Linked DNA regions of Homo sapiens: region 1 is linked to region 2. The links are chromatin contacts, found by Hi-C or POLR2A ChIA-PET in ENCODE. All regions are on one chromosome and are shown on one strand. The core of a region is the stretch at or near the end of the contact, and the rest is flanking DNA. Distances in the headings are between cores, read along the strand shown. Region 1 holds the start of LINC01814 (long intergenic non-protein coding RNA 1814). Region 2 overlaps LINC00299 (long intergenic non-protein coding RNA 299).

Region 1 (6,492 bases), core at 1,727-4,226, 350 kb after region 2:
TTCTGGGACAAGATTGCAGGTGACACAGGAGTAGATACGTGGGCAGCTGTGCCTGCCACTGCTGGAGCGAAAGGCCAGACCAGCAAGGGAGAATCTGCTGACGGACTGGAGGTGGGCAGAGCTGCTGAGGCAGGAAACACTGAGCTGCCCCAGGGTCACCGACATGGGGCTTGAGGGCTTCCTCCTAGGGAAGGGAGAAGGAAAGTCTCCCAAGGGCCATGACAGTGAGGAAAAGGGCCCCAGGAGGCCAGCTCCAGAGAGGACAGGGACTCTCAGCAGGGTGGGAGGGGCAGATGCCTGGGCAGATAGATTCTTCAGGTCTGAGGTTTCTTCTGGAAATTGCAGTGCCACTGCGTACAAGTCAGCAGCTGGGGGCATCCTCCATGATCTGGAAGCTGGGAGGAGCAGGGCAGGATGTGCGGAGAGACTGTTAGGAGGCCCCACCTCCCACAGGGAGCTCACTAGCTCTTCAAGCAAAGGGTGCACTGGCATCAGGACTTCCTGCAAGCAGGCAGGCAGCACACCAGGAGTGCGGGCACCACCCAGCACCCAGGCTGGTGAGACAGCGGCGGAGGCAGCCAGCAGGAGGGAACTCACCTTTCTTGAGTGTCCAGCAAGGCCGGCACTGTGCTAGGTGTGGAAGCTGAAGCCCCTGCACTGAGGATGGTGCAGCCCATGGGGAGGGCAAACACAGAAACAAACTTCCTACAGCCTGAGTGCAGCCTGGGCCCCTCCGCCTGCCACCTCCTGCAGGGGTTGGTGTTTTCACAGAGGGCTCAGCTGAAGTGTCCCTGAGGCACCTTCCAACCCTGCATCCTATGAGACTGCCTTATCAGCTCACCCTCTAGGATGAGGACATCCTGGCAGAGACACTGATAAGCCAAGGCCAAGGCCACAAAGGAAAGGGAGGGGCCGATGGAGGCCAGACCTGGAGATGTGGGAGCCAGGGCACAGGGCCCCAGCGCTAACTTTTGACCACTGTGGACACACACTTCAAGTGCATCACCTCAGCAGCACTGGTCCTGAGAACTCTGGGGAGATGGCAGGCAGTCCTCTGGCTTCCAGGGTCTACTCATACGCTAAGCTCAAGATTGCTGGAGCTCTGAAGGGGCTCTGTGCCACACTGCGGGCTCCTTCCACTGTTTCGGGCATAGCACTGAACCCCGAAGAAAGTTCCAGGCCTAGTTCTGGAACCTCTAGCACATCCCTGAATTTCTCAGAGCTTCAGTTTCTTCCACTGCTCTGCCAAGGGAAGGGAGTCACCTCGTCACCAAGGCATCGTCCAGGTCTGACACTCCATGACTGTGATTCCATTTGGTTTCTTTAAATCCCATTTTTACTTCTTGCTTTAGCACTAAAGCAAACTCCAGGCACTAAACTCAGGAGATGGGCCCATCTCTTTTGCCCCAAGTCCTAACACTCCAGAAAAGGCATCTGGAGCAGTCTGTTCCTTCTGATGCAAAATAAATCCACTGACACTCATCCTCCCTGGGCACCCAGGCCCAGAGCCCAGAGAACAGGCGGCTGCCTAGAGGCATCAAGGCCACCAGCCTCTTTCCCCCTCCACTGCCCTTTAAGTCCTTCCCTGGGCTTGGCTGAGGAGGCAGCAGGGAAAAGAGGCACAACTGCAGGAGAAAGGAGGAGGGCGGGTGGACGTGGCCAGACCCAGGAGGCTGCAGGGAGCTGGGACTCAGCACAGCAGCCTGGGAACTCCACTTTCAGCCTCGGCTAAAACCCCATGCCCAGAGTTCCTCAAAAAGCCCCTCAAGTCCCTCAAAGGCCCCAAAACATGCTGGGTGCTGAAGACAATGGCCTGCAAGCTTCACATGAGAAACTGAGACCCTCTGTCCCCACTCTTCCAGCAAGTTGAGGCCATTTTCTAGGAATGGTGAAGTCAAAGAAGCTGCTCTTTTCACATTACTCAGAAACACGCACTACCCCCAATCACAGATGCCAGCCATGCACAGGGGCCCGTTCTGAAGGCAGGGGCAGGTGCACCAGCCCAGGAGCCCAGAGAAACTACAGCCAGCGCTGCCTCGGCTTAGGGAACCTGCGGCCGGCTTCCTGGGTACAGCCATCGTAGGAAAGAGGGCCTTTCCTCAGCCAGCATCCCTGCCCCTTCCTCCACCACCTTCCCTCTGTGGGACTGCTCCCAGGCAGACCTGGGGCCTCAGCCAGCATGGGCAGGAACTCCCAGAGGACACGGGAAGGACTCCTGAGGTGCGGACTGGAGGTATGGGCGCCTTGCAGCACAGGGCCTAAGAGGAGAGAAGCAGCTCAGCCTCCCCAGGTGGAAGGAGGCACCCCTTTCCTTCCAGGACAGCAACCTGTTGGTTTGTCCCAGGCCTGGTCAGGTGGGGCGAGGCTGCTCCTGGCGAACTAGGGACTCCTCTGCCCAAGCCCCTTCTCAGGGGAGGAGACCGGCATCCTACACACCCATGTCCACCATCCATGAACATTTACTGATCTCTCAGTAAGTCCCAGACCCTGTGCTAGGGTCCCTGCGATCACGAGCTCATAGACCAGATAAGCGCAGAGAAAGTTGTAATTAAACTACCCAATGCAGAACAATGACCAGCCCAGGTCAGGATACAGACCCAGGGCCATGGCTTAAGCAGCAGAGGGCCTGGGGCGTGGGCGGGGGTGCAGGGGAGGGAAAGGTCCAGAGAGAGGGTGTGACCCTGCAGGTCCGGCATAGCCAGGCATGAGGGCACTCCAGGTGGGAATGTGCCGCCCCAACCCCGGGCACCCCCCGGGGAATCCGGCGCCCGGTGACACAGGCCGCCCTCTTTGAGGGCCTGGATTGAGGAAGTTGGGGTCAGAGCTCCAGACTGGAGTCCCTCTTGCTGAATTCCCCTTCCAGACATCAGAGGCAAAGAGGAACCCTCATTCAGAGACCACCTGCACCAGCGCTTCCGGGCTGGGTCAGAAAAACAGGTCGTCCTCGCCGCCCGCGCCGGCGCCTGCAGCAGGTTCCTCTTCTGGGAGCCAGCACGCAGCCAGAGCTCCAGGGAGGGGGGTGCACCCCGGGGGTGGGACCCACGGGGCGGGGCCAGGCGACACCTCGCCCACTGCCGTGACTATGCCCAGCCCCAGCCAAAGCCCGCCCACTGCCGCAGCATGCCACGCCCCCTCCCGGCCCGCCTCGCAGGGTCATGTTCAAGGTCCTGCCCACCGCTCCTCCCACAATCCAGCCTCAGGGAGGGCCTCCAGGCTCACCTTCCCAGCCTCATTCCGCACAGCTTGCTACTCTCCACACGCACCGCCTCCCGTCTCCAGGCATACCAGCCGACCTGTTGGTCGCCTCTTTTCAAGTCCCCCTCATTGCTTAAGACCTTTCATCATTCCTAGGCCTGTGTATAATCTTTCTCTCTTTTACACCCCCCGCCCCTACCCTGGCAATCAGGGCACACATCGAATCCTGCCGGCTACTTTAACAGCTTCAGGCAGACCCCCATGGTTTCCTCCCGGCGAGGCACTTTGAAGTCCTGAAGAAATAAGTGTGAGGTGGTATGAGAGGGGCTCCTCGGTGACTTCCACAGGCCTCCATATCAGGCCTTCCCCTGCAGAATTCCATGGACCTCTCGGGGGTCCAGGACTCCTTCACAGCAGGGAGGCCCCGAACAGGAACCTCGGGCCCTGCCTCGGGATCAGCGGGATCAGCGTTCCTCCGGGGCTGACTGGAGAACTTTCCTTTATCTGCAGGACCCGCTGGGGTCTCCCGGGCCTAGGCTTCCCTCGGAACTGCATCTCGAAGGGCAGCTCAGCTCGCACTCCGCGCACCTACTGTGTGCTCTCTAAGCTGGACACCAGGAAAGCTCTGCGACTCTGCTGTGAACTCTGGGGTCAGTGAGACCCCGGGGTCAAAAGCTGGCTCTGCCGCTCACCATGGCTGTGACCCTGAGAAAGTTGTCTAACTTCCCTGAGCTTCGGTTTCCTAAGCTGCAAAATGGGAACAGCAATCGTTGTCTGTCTTGCAGCCTTGTTACAATGGCCGAAGGAAAGAGCATGGCACGGAATGGGTTCTCAGTTAGAGGCTACAGAATACCCAGCTCCTCCTGCAGGTGAAGAGCACCAGCTCTGAGCCAAATGACCTGAGCTCACACACGGGCTCTGCCAGACACTGGTTGCATAACCTTGAACAAGTTTCCTCATCTTTCTGTGCCTCGGTTTTCTCATCTGTAGAATGGGCATAACATGGTGCAGTGTTTCTACTTGGGAGGGATAAAAATGGTCTGGAAGTTGATAGTGGTGACGGCTGCACAACCCTATGAATATAATTCACATCGCCAGGTTCTGATATGAATTATAAAATATAAATTATAAAAATGATAAGCTTTATATATTTTTCCACAATTTTTAAAAATATGCCAAGAAGCAATGGATTGTACACTTTCAATGGGTAAATTGTATAGTACGTTAATTTCTCTCACTATAACTGTTTTTAGAAAATGTTAAGAATGGAGATAATAATAATGTTACCTACCTCTAAGGGTCATTAGAGGAGAATGAATGAGTTCACACAGTGCTTAGAAGAGCTTACAATAGTGACCAGCACAGGATAAACCCTTAACTGGTGTTGACTGTCATATCAAATATACCTCATATGTCACTTCGTTTCATCTCTGAAACAACTCTACGGGTTAAAATGTATTTTTCCTTATTTTATGGGCAAGAAAATTGACAATCAGAAAAGTTAAGTCACTTTTTTTTTTTTTTTTTTTGAGACGGAGTCTCACTCTGTCGCCCAGGCTGGAGTGCAGTGGCGCGATCTCAGCTCACTGCAAGCTCCGCTTCCCGGGTTCACACCATTCTCCTGCCTCAGCCTCCTGAGTAGCTGGGACTACAGGCACCCCCCTCCACCACGCCCGGCTAATTTTGTTTTTGTAGTTTTAGTAGAGACGGGATTTCACCGTGTTAGCCAGGATGGTCTCGATCTCCTGACCTCGTGATCCACCCGCCTAAATGCTGGGATTACAGGTGTGAGCCACTGCGCCTGGCCAAGTTAAGCCACCCATGTGGAAGTTGCAGAGCCAGGATTCAAACCCCAATTACGTCTGATGCCACAGTTAGTCCAGGTCTTGGGGAAGATGTTGAGAAGATGGTATGTCGCTGTCTTACCTGGCTGAGTAGCCACAAGCAACAAGCCAAAGGGCACCCTGAGGGGAGAACACTGTGGCTCTCAGTGGCCGCCTCGGGAGAAACAGCAGCAGCTACACCTGCAGGTGGGGGGTGGGGAAAGAGGCTGCGGTAGGCAAGCGAGTGGTGGAGATGGGGGAGGATGCAACTTCCCTGATCCATTTAGAACTGAAACGTCCCACTCACTAGTGCCACCAGCTCCCACTATAGCCAGTGCACCTGACATGCAACAAGAGCTTGAAACCGCGTCACCTTCCTGAGGAAACAGAAGCATGACGGGGTTTGGGGATCGGTGAGAGTCTGGGTTTTCTGGGGCCTTTTTCATTTTGTTTGAGGATCCTTTTTAAATTGTTATTATTCGACCCACTCAGAAATGCCTGAACTTTCCGCTTCCAAGTTGGCTGGAAATCACCTCACAGGGACGTTGCTAAGTGAAAATTAAAGTTCTTGACATTTGAGATGTCATCCTGCTCAGACACGAAAGAAAAGGTCACCAGTGTAAAGGGTAACCCATGAGTGGTGAGGTTCCCACAGCAACACCCAAGTAACACCAGATACCTCTGAGATTGCTGCTATCAAGCCACAGCCCCCAGGAGCTCCCAAGCAGGGGGCCTCCCCCTTGGCTGGAAGAGCAGGAGAAGATTCTGGGCTCCATGAGAGGGCTGGCAGCTGTAGAGGCTGCCTGGCCTGGGATGCTCCATTCCCCTTCAGGATGTCCAGCTGGGCTGGACCGGCCTCTTCCAAAAGTGGAACTCGCATTTGACCCCTGGGGGAGGCCATGGTAGATCTGAGGGAGCCAAAGAGGTCCCCAAGCCAGTCCAGGAGGCAGGACAGGGGCCTGGAGCCAGGAGACAGAGCAGTGGATTCAAAGCCAAAGGGGCTGGGTTGATTCACTTTCTTCTCACGGCAGCCATCCGAAGCGAGGGCTGCTGTGATTCATGGTGGGGGAACAGCTAGAGCCATGGGGCGGCCGGTGGGACCAAATCAAAGGGTGATGGCCAGGCACGAGCGCTGCCAGAGGTGGCCCGTGCCGGCCTCACAGGGCAGCGAACGGGGTCCGGGTCAGGTCACGCCTCAGGAGCCAGAACAGCTCATGTCAAACCAAGACAAGGTGTGAACCAGGTCAAGATAGCTCACCTTCAAATCTGAAAACAGCCCCACGTTGAGGACAGGTTTGCAGCAAACCTAAAACCTGGAATTTGAGAGGTCAAACACAGTCCCAGTCTAAACACATTTGCTTTAAAGTAAGAAAAAGTGAGGTCTGGAGCACATCTGGAGTTTCACATCTGGAGTGCAAGTGGCACCGTTCAAAACGGGACTTCGCGTTTGAGCCCAAGGCCCCCTCGGCTCCCT
Region 2 (6,199 bases), core at 2,854-5,353:
AGTCTTTCCCAAACTAATTGTCTATCATTACCAAAGAAGAGACTGATTTGATTCTTGACCTCATCTATGAACTTGAGTCAACAAAAGAGAACAGTCCAATCCCTGGCTTAACCCAAATTTCTTAAGAATCCTTTGAAGAATGAGAAATTCAGGATCGTCTTAGACCTTCTAAGGCCTCTCCTCACCTTAGCAGATCTTTAATACTCTTTCTGTCAAAGCACATGACATTGGAGTCAATCTAAAACTTGCCCTGCATGAATCATTTATTCAGCAAAAATTGTGAAGAACCATCTCTGTATCAGGGACTGAGATATGAGTGATAGGACATGATCTCTGCCAAGAGGTAATGAGATGCAATAATTGAAGAGATGTGAGGGCAGAGACAGAAGAGAAGGAACCCCACCCCGCCTAGAGTAGACTGGCAGACTCCATGGGATAGGAGCAGGCATTGGACAGAGTCAAACAACAGGCTTCAATGCAAAGGGGTATATATTTATGTGAGAGTATAATCACCTGTCAATCATCAGGGATAAAATGCCATCTAATAATAGCATATTCCGTTTCACAAATTAAAATGAATAATTCTTCTTTAAAAGGATGATTCTACTACATTGATTAGGGTAAACTAAACGCTTTACTAAATATACCTAAACATAGTTTTGACTCAAATGCCACAGAAATCCATTTAACAAGATAATAGATTTCAAGTCAAATAATCAATAATTTTATCAAGTATAAAAACACTACATACCATAAGTGAAAGACAAAGATCATCAGCCTGAATTTACAAAAAGCACAATCCAACTATATGCTGCTTATAAGAAACATACGTAAGTATAAAAAAACAGAAAGTTTCAAATAAACAAATGGAAAAAAATATACCATGTAAACATTAATTTTAAAAAAGCTATTCTAATCACAGAAATACCAAAGGGTACATTTCATTATGACAACAGGATCAATCCAACGAGAAGACATAACAACCCTAAATGTGAACACACATAATAATATAACCTCAAAATATATAAATTTAAGAATTGGTAGAACTAAAGGCAAAATAAATGAATTCACAATCACAGTTAAAGACCGTGAAACACACCCCAGTAACTGATGAAACAAGCAGCCATAAATATCAGTAGAGACACTGGAAATATGAACAATACAAAAACATGTGATGTAATTAGCATGCATAGAACACTACACCCAACAACTAAAAATACACGTTCTTTTCAAGTGCACTTATTCTAGGGCTAGCTATGACCTACTACTGAGGCATGACGCATTTGGTATCTCTGAATGCCCCAAGCATTCAGTGAGGCCTACTGACTTTGGCTAGATAGAATCTGAACATCTCCCAGACCTATGCCAGCTCTAGGAATCACAGACTTTACATCTTCCCTGTCCTTCTTGCCTGGCATCATGGAATTTCATCCTCTGCATGTTCACTTTAGTGATCAGCAAGGGAACCAAGAGAAAACCAGCACAGATCTCTGGCACTCTTTCCCTGCATGGCTCCTTCTAGTACCCTGTCCCACCAGTTCCAGCATCTCCACCACCTTGAGCCCTGGTCTCTGTCTTCTCAGCTCAGCAACACCACCATTCTCTGCCTGGAATCCTCTCCCTACACTGAGGTTGAGAAAGTGCTTCCAGGCGGGAATCCATGGCTGTTGGTTCACCTCATTTGTTTCCGTTACCTGCAGTCTATACTCCAGGGTCTGACAACAGTTGTTTCATAGAGTTGATTCAATTTTCTACTTGTTTAGAGCAGAATAGTAAGTTTGGGCCCCATTATTTCACTATGGCTGCCTGGGTTTTTTTAATCCCTTTAAAATATTTTATTGATCATTGATGTGTATGGGCTCACTAAACAATTTTGATAGAAGCATTTTTGTCCAGTTTCACCATTCTAGTACTGTTCATTTTTTATATTGCTGAGAATATACTTCATCTTTGTGATGCCATATACAGATCAGCTCACACAAAGTCATTAGGCTATGAAGGGCAGAAATCTTAGAATCTTGCAGTAGTTGAATTCAGATCTAAAAGGGTACTTAAAAGGTCTATTCCAACCCCTCATTTTCAAAAGTGAAGTAGTAGAAACTGACTAATTGTTCATTGAATCTGTTTCCCCTTCTTCCTGGCCAAAACTAGTATGTATTCACCAGCCTGATGTGCAATTAAGTATGGCCATGTTACTCATTGCAGCCAATGAAATGTGAACAGATTCTTCAATTCTTTCTTCATCTACCAGCTCGATTACTGAATGACCATGTGGAAGTCTGGAGAGCAATAAGAACACCCAACTGGCCTTTGTACAAATAGGCATCCTATCTACTTTTAAAGTGTGAAACCACTGGGAGTTGGCAGCTGCTCTTACCTTCATAGATGCATAAATGGGAACTGATGCCCAGAAGGGAAAATGACAGAGTCCATCAGTCTAAGATACTTTTCACACCCAAACTGTTTCCATATTAATTCTATAGCAAGGGCCAAGACCAGGCCTGATGTGTTGTTGAATCATTTTTCAGTACCTACAATAGTGCCTCTTCTTTTTCTTTTCTTTTTTGAGATGGAGTCTCATTCTGTCACCCAGGCTGGAGTGCAGTGGTGCAATCTCAGCTCACTGCAACCTTCACCTCCCGGGTTCAAGCGATTCTCCTGCCTCAGCCTCCCGAGTAGCTGGGACTACAGGCATGTGCCACCATGCCCATCTAATTTTTGTATTTTTAGTAGAGACAGGGTTTCACCATGTTGATCAGGCTGGTCTTGAACTCCTGACCTCTGATGATCCGCCCGCCTCGGTCTCCCAAAATTCTAGGATTACAGGCGTGAGCCACTGCGCCCAGCCAATGGTGCCTTCTTAATGTAGCTTTTCAATTTTTATATACTATATGCCAGTAGAATATGATGAAGGGAAAAAGGCTCATTCCCTTTCCGTATGCCCTAAAATAGCAGGGCCCAATCAGTAAATACCTTCATAACGTTTACCCCAAACATATCTGGCCAAGCACATGAAAGGGAAAAAGATCTTCATCAGAAATTGTAATCCAGAGTAGGCTGGGGGACTTTTTATAGTAGTGGCTATTTGCCCAGGAATTTTTAAAGAAGGGTAAATTATGAAGCTGAGCGAGTAATCAAGTACACCTTCATCTGAAGATTTAAATACCCATAGGTAGTACTCTGTGCAGAACTCACAGATGCCAAAAGTCAATTGTCTCTACCAGATAAGGACCTTGGTCATGTAACTTAGCCTCTGTGCAGCTATCAACTGGTTGCCCTTCAACTCCAAATCCACCTTTCTTTGACCTGCTTTGTAATACTCTAAGACTCGGCGTTGCCCTCTGAATAATGGGACATGACATTGACACTTGCTTTCTCTATGTCAAAGAATTCCTTGAGGATCAAACACAGCTGGGCACCAACGCACTGCATATGGTGTCAACAAATCACCTCTGTGTTATTATCATCAGCACACTCGCCCCAATCCTGGGGAACTATTTCATGTCAATACTTCTCTCACAAGAGGGAATTTCTGTCCCGGAAACATGTCAGCCCTGATGACACACAGTCATATGGAAATAGGAAGCTAACAAGCATTTCTCCTCTCTCCAGTCAAAGCAGCTGTTTCTACACCCTTCTGCTTTTGCACCTGCCCCCAGTGCTGTAAGTTCTATGGAAATTCCACCCTGGTGTCAGCTCCACACTGAGAGGAAGGAAGGAAACTCTTCCTCAGGTCCCTCTGACCACTGTGGGAACCAGTGGTCATCAGGGTTGAAATGTTTCCATGTTCAGGGGATGTAGGATGGTTTTCTCTCCCTCTTCTTTTATTGAAATAAGCTCTCAAGTCCTGTCATGAAAAGGTAAAGCTTTCCTTTACAGGTAAAGTCCTGCAAGACAGGGCTTGAGAGCAGCACCATTTCTGAGGCTATTTATACACCCACAGTGCCCAAGGGTCAGGTGCGGCCATGAGCATAAAGCCAAACGACTGAGCTCTGACAAGGCTGACTGATCACTCTCCGCAGATTAGTTATTTTCAAGGCAAAGAAGTGCAGGTGCATGGCTTCCTGCAACTGAAATGACTTGCCCAGTGAAGACAATGCAGGCACATACGTCGTGCTTCTCTGACACAGCCAGTACAGTGCAGAGAAAGTCTCTAACCACAAGCTGACCAGGCTGTGGCCTTGTGGCCCCGGAGTCCCAGTCTCCCTGCCAAAGCCCAGATTCATGGACCCCACGCAAAAAACAGGTGTGAGGCAGTGAGGGCGGTGAAATGGTCTCTATTGTTTTTATAATAATCTCTTCTCGTTTTCTATACGGCAGCTTTCATTCAGTCCATTAAATGCAATTTCCTGGCATCACCCAAGCTTGAAAGGCCAGATCAAAAGTACAGAGTGTCCCAGCTGTGTGGTCCTCGTTCAGACCGAACATTAACCACAGCCCTTGCAGATGATTTATTCCATTGGAGACATGGAGACACCCTGTGTGCTTCCTCTCTATGGGATTGGCTTTATTGTTCTCCCGGCACTCCAGTTGTGCAGACATTTCCTTCATGTGCTCGTCTCTCCTACAACAAAACAATTTTGCCCCTCCTTTGATTTTACACCTGTAGGGCACATAAATGGGGAGGACCTTGTGGAGCTGGGAGAGCCCATATAGCTCTGACAGACAGACAGACACACTGCCTGCCTCTGTGAAGAAAGTCCCTTTCAACCTCATGTTTTGGGAAATGTAGTAACTCAGAAAGCTGAATTCTGTGCCAATGATCACATTTTAAGATTATATTTAAGGAACCTAAAAGGGAAGATGCAATATGCTTGGTACACAATAGGTGATAAATAAATAGCAATAGTCAAAGTAATGGGGAAGGGCAGGGTGCAGTGGCTCATGCCTGTAATCCCAGCACTTTCGGAGACTGAGGTGAGTGGATTACTTGAGCCCAGGAGTTTGAGACTAGCCTGGGCAATATAGTGAGATGTCATCTCTACAAAAAATTTTAAAATTAGCCAGGCCTGGTGATGTTTGCCTATAGTCCTATCTGCTCGGGAGGCTGAGGCGGGAAGATGGCTTGAGCAAGGAGGATGAAAGTTGCAGTGAGCAGAGATCGTGCACTGCACTCCAACCTGAGAGAGAGAGTGAGACCCTGTCCCAAAACAAACAACAAAACAAAAAACAGGAAAAAAGGTAACGGGCGTTAGAGGAGCATGAGGGCTGAACCAAGGGCCCTGACTGTGACTGCAGCATTGGGCGATGGCCCCTAGCTTCGTTAGAGCCCAGAATCAGTGTTTGTTTATCTTTTAAGTTCATAATCACACTCATCTTTAACATTTTCTTACACCCATAAAGAGGTGGCAGAGGAAAGAGCACTGGACTAAGGGACCAAGTCTAAGGTCCTGTTGCTTTTCCTCCTTAATCAGCTCAAGTCATCTACCCGCTCTGGTCCCTGTCTGTTAAGATCAGGAAGGATAACCCTGACCTCCTACTTCCCAAGGGTTGTGGCAAAAACTAAATGAGACCAGGAAAAAAAAAAAAAAAGGCTTCAAGAAAGGTAAAAACAGTAAGTGGAAAAAGTTGTTTTTATCTATTAAACAAGATAACTAAAAAGTGTAACGAATCGTTTGGCAAAATCTGAATTAGCTCCAGAATCAGAGCTCTCCATGAGGACAATTGCTTTTCCCCTTCAAACACTTGCATGTGGCTATTTCAGCTTTATGGCCCTTGTATGTGGCTACTTCCCTATGACAAAGCCAACCACTCATAGGTAGAACTGCTCCATAAGCAGGCTGTCCATCTTTCCATTTGAGTTTTCCTTGAAGGAAATCAAACCATTTTATCCCATACTTTGAAATGGCTGCTGCAGGGCAGGCAGACTGAGGTGGGGGAAACTTGCATCTGTAGAGAATCTCCAGTGATGTAGCCAGGCCTTCTCTTTCTAGGTCTTTCCTGGATCTAGGAGAAAAACTGAGAGTCTGTCACCTTTAAAAGCCTGAAAAGAAGCAGCATCTACTCTCTCTGAGGGCTACTACCTGAGAGGCTTTGTCTACATACTAAGGTCACCTTTGCCACCCAGGCGTCTTCCTTTTCCTTCTCACAATCTGTCTTTCCACTAAATCCTAATTTACCACCATAACCTGTTTGGGGCCATGCTCTGAGTCCACATTCTTTTTGCAACCTCAGGAAGCTTCTGTACCTCATCTGGGCT

Evidence for each region. A loop is a pair of places that touch in the nucleus more often than their neighbours do. ChIA-PET counts read pairs that join two places held with the same protein, here RNA polymerase II (POLR2A). Pooled maps may share reads with other maps.
Region 1: a loop to region 2 is called in a map of OCI-LY7, with 8 times the contacts of the local background. The contact joins the promoter of LINC01814 here to the enhancer-like site in region 2. A Hi-C loop is called at or near these places in 1 of 168 maps with a recorded cell type or tissue (OCI-LY7), 3 of 37 single-sample maps with no recorded cell type and 5 of 50 pooled maps. POLR2A ChIA-PET finds 5 or more read pairs at or near these places in 1 of 52 experiments (OCI-LY7).

What each region holds. Positions count from the first base shown.
Region 1 is chr2:8,580,816-8,587,307 of GRCh38, forward strand. It overlaps LINC01814 (long intergenic non-protein coding RNA 1814), which reads right to left and starts at 2,977. Exons shown (of 6, transcript NR_110257.1): 1 at 2,902-2,977. RefSeq lists a silencer at 2,868-3,237 and enhancers at 2,915-3,594, 3,595-4,273.
Region 2 is chr2:8,230,853-8,237,051 of GRCh38, forward strand. All of the region lies in intron 7 of LINC00299 (long intergenic non-protein coding RNA 299), which reads right to left. Among named protein-coding and RNA genes, the nearest start is that of LINC00299, 94 kb to the right of the region's middle. Within about 2 kb of position 4,104, at least 4 of the 41 ENCODE cell types and tissues checked have a DNase peak (open chromatin) inside an H3K27ac peak, as active enhancers do; they include OCI-LY7, where a contact is called at or near this core.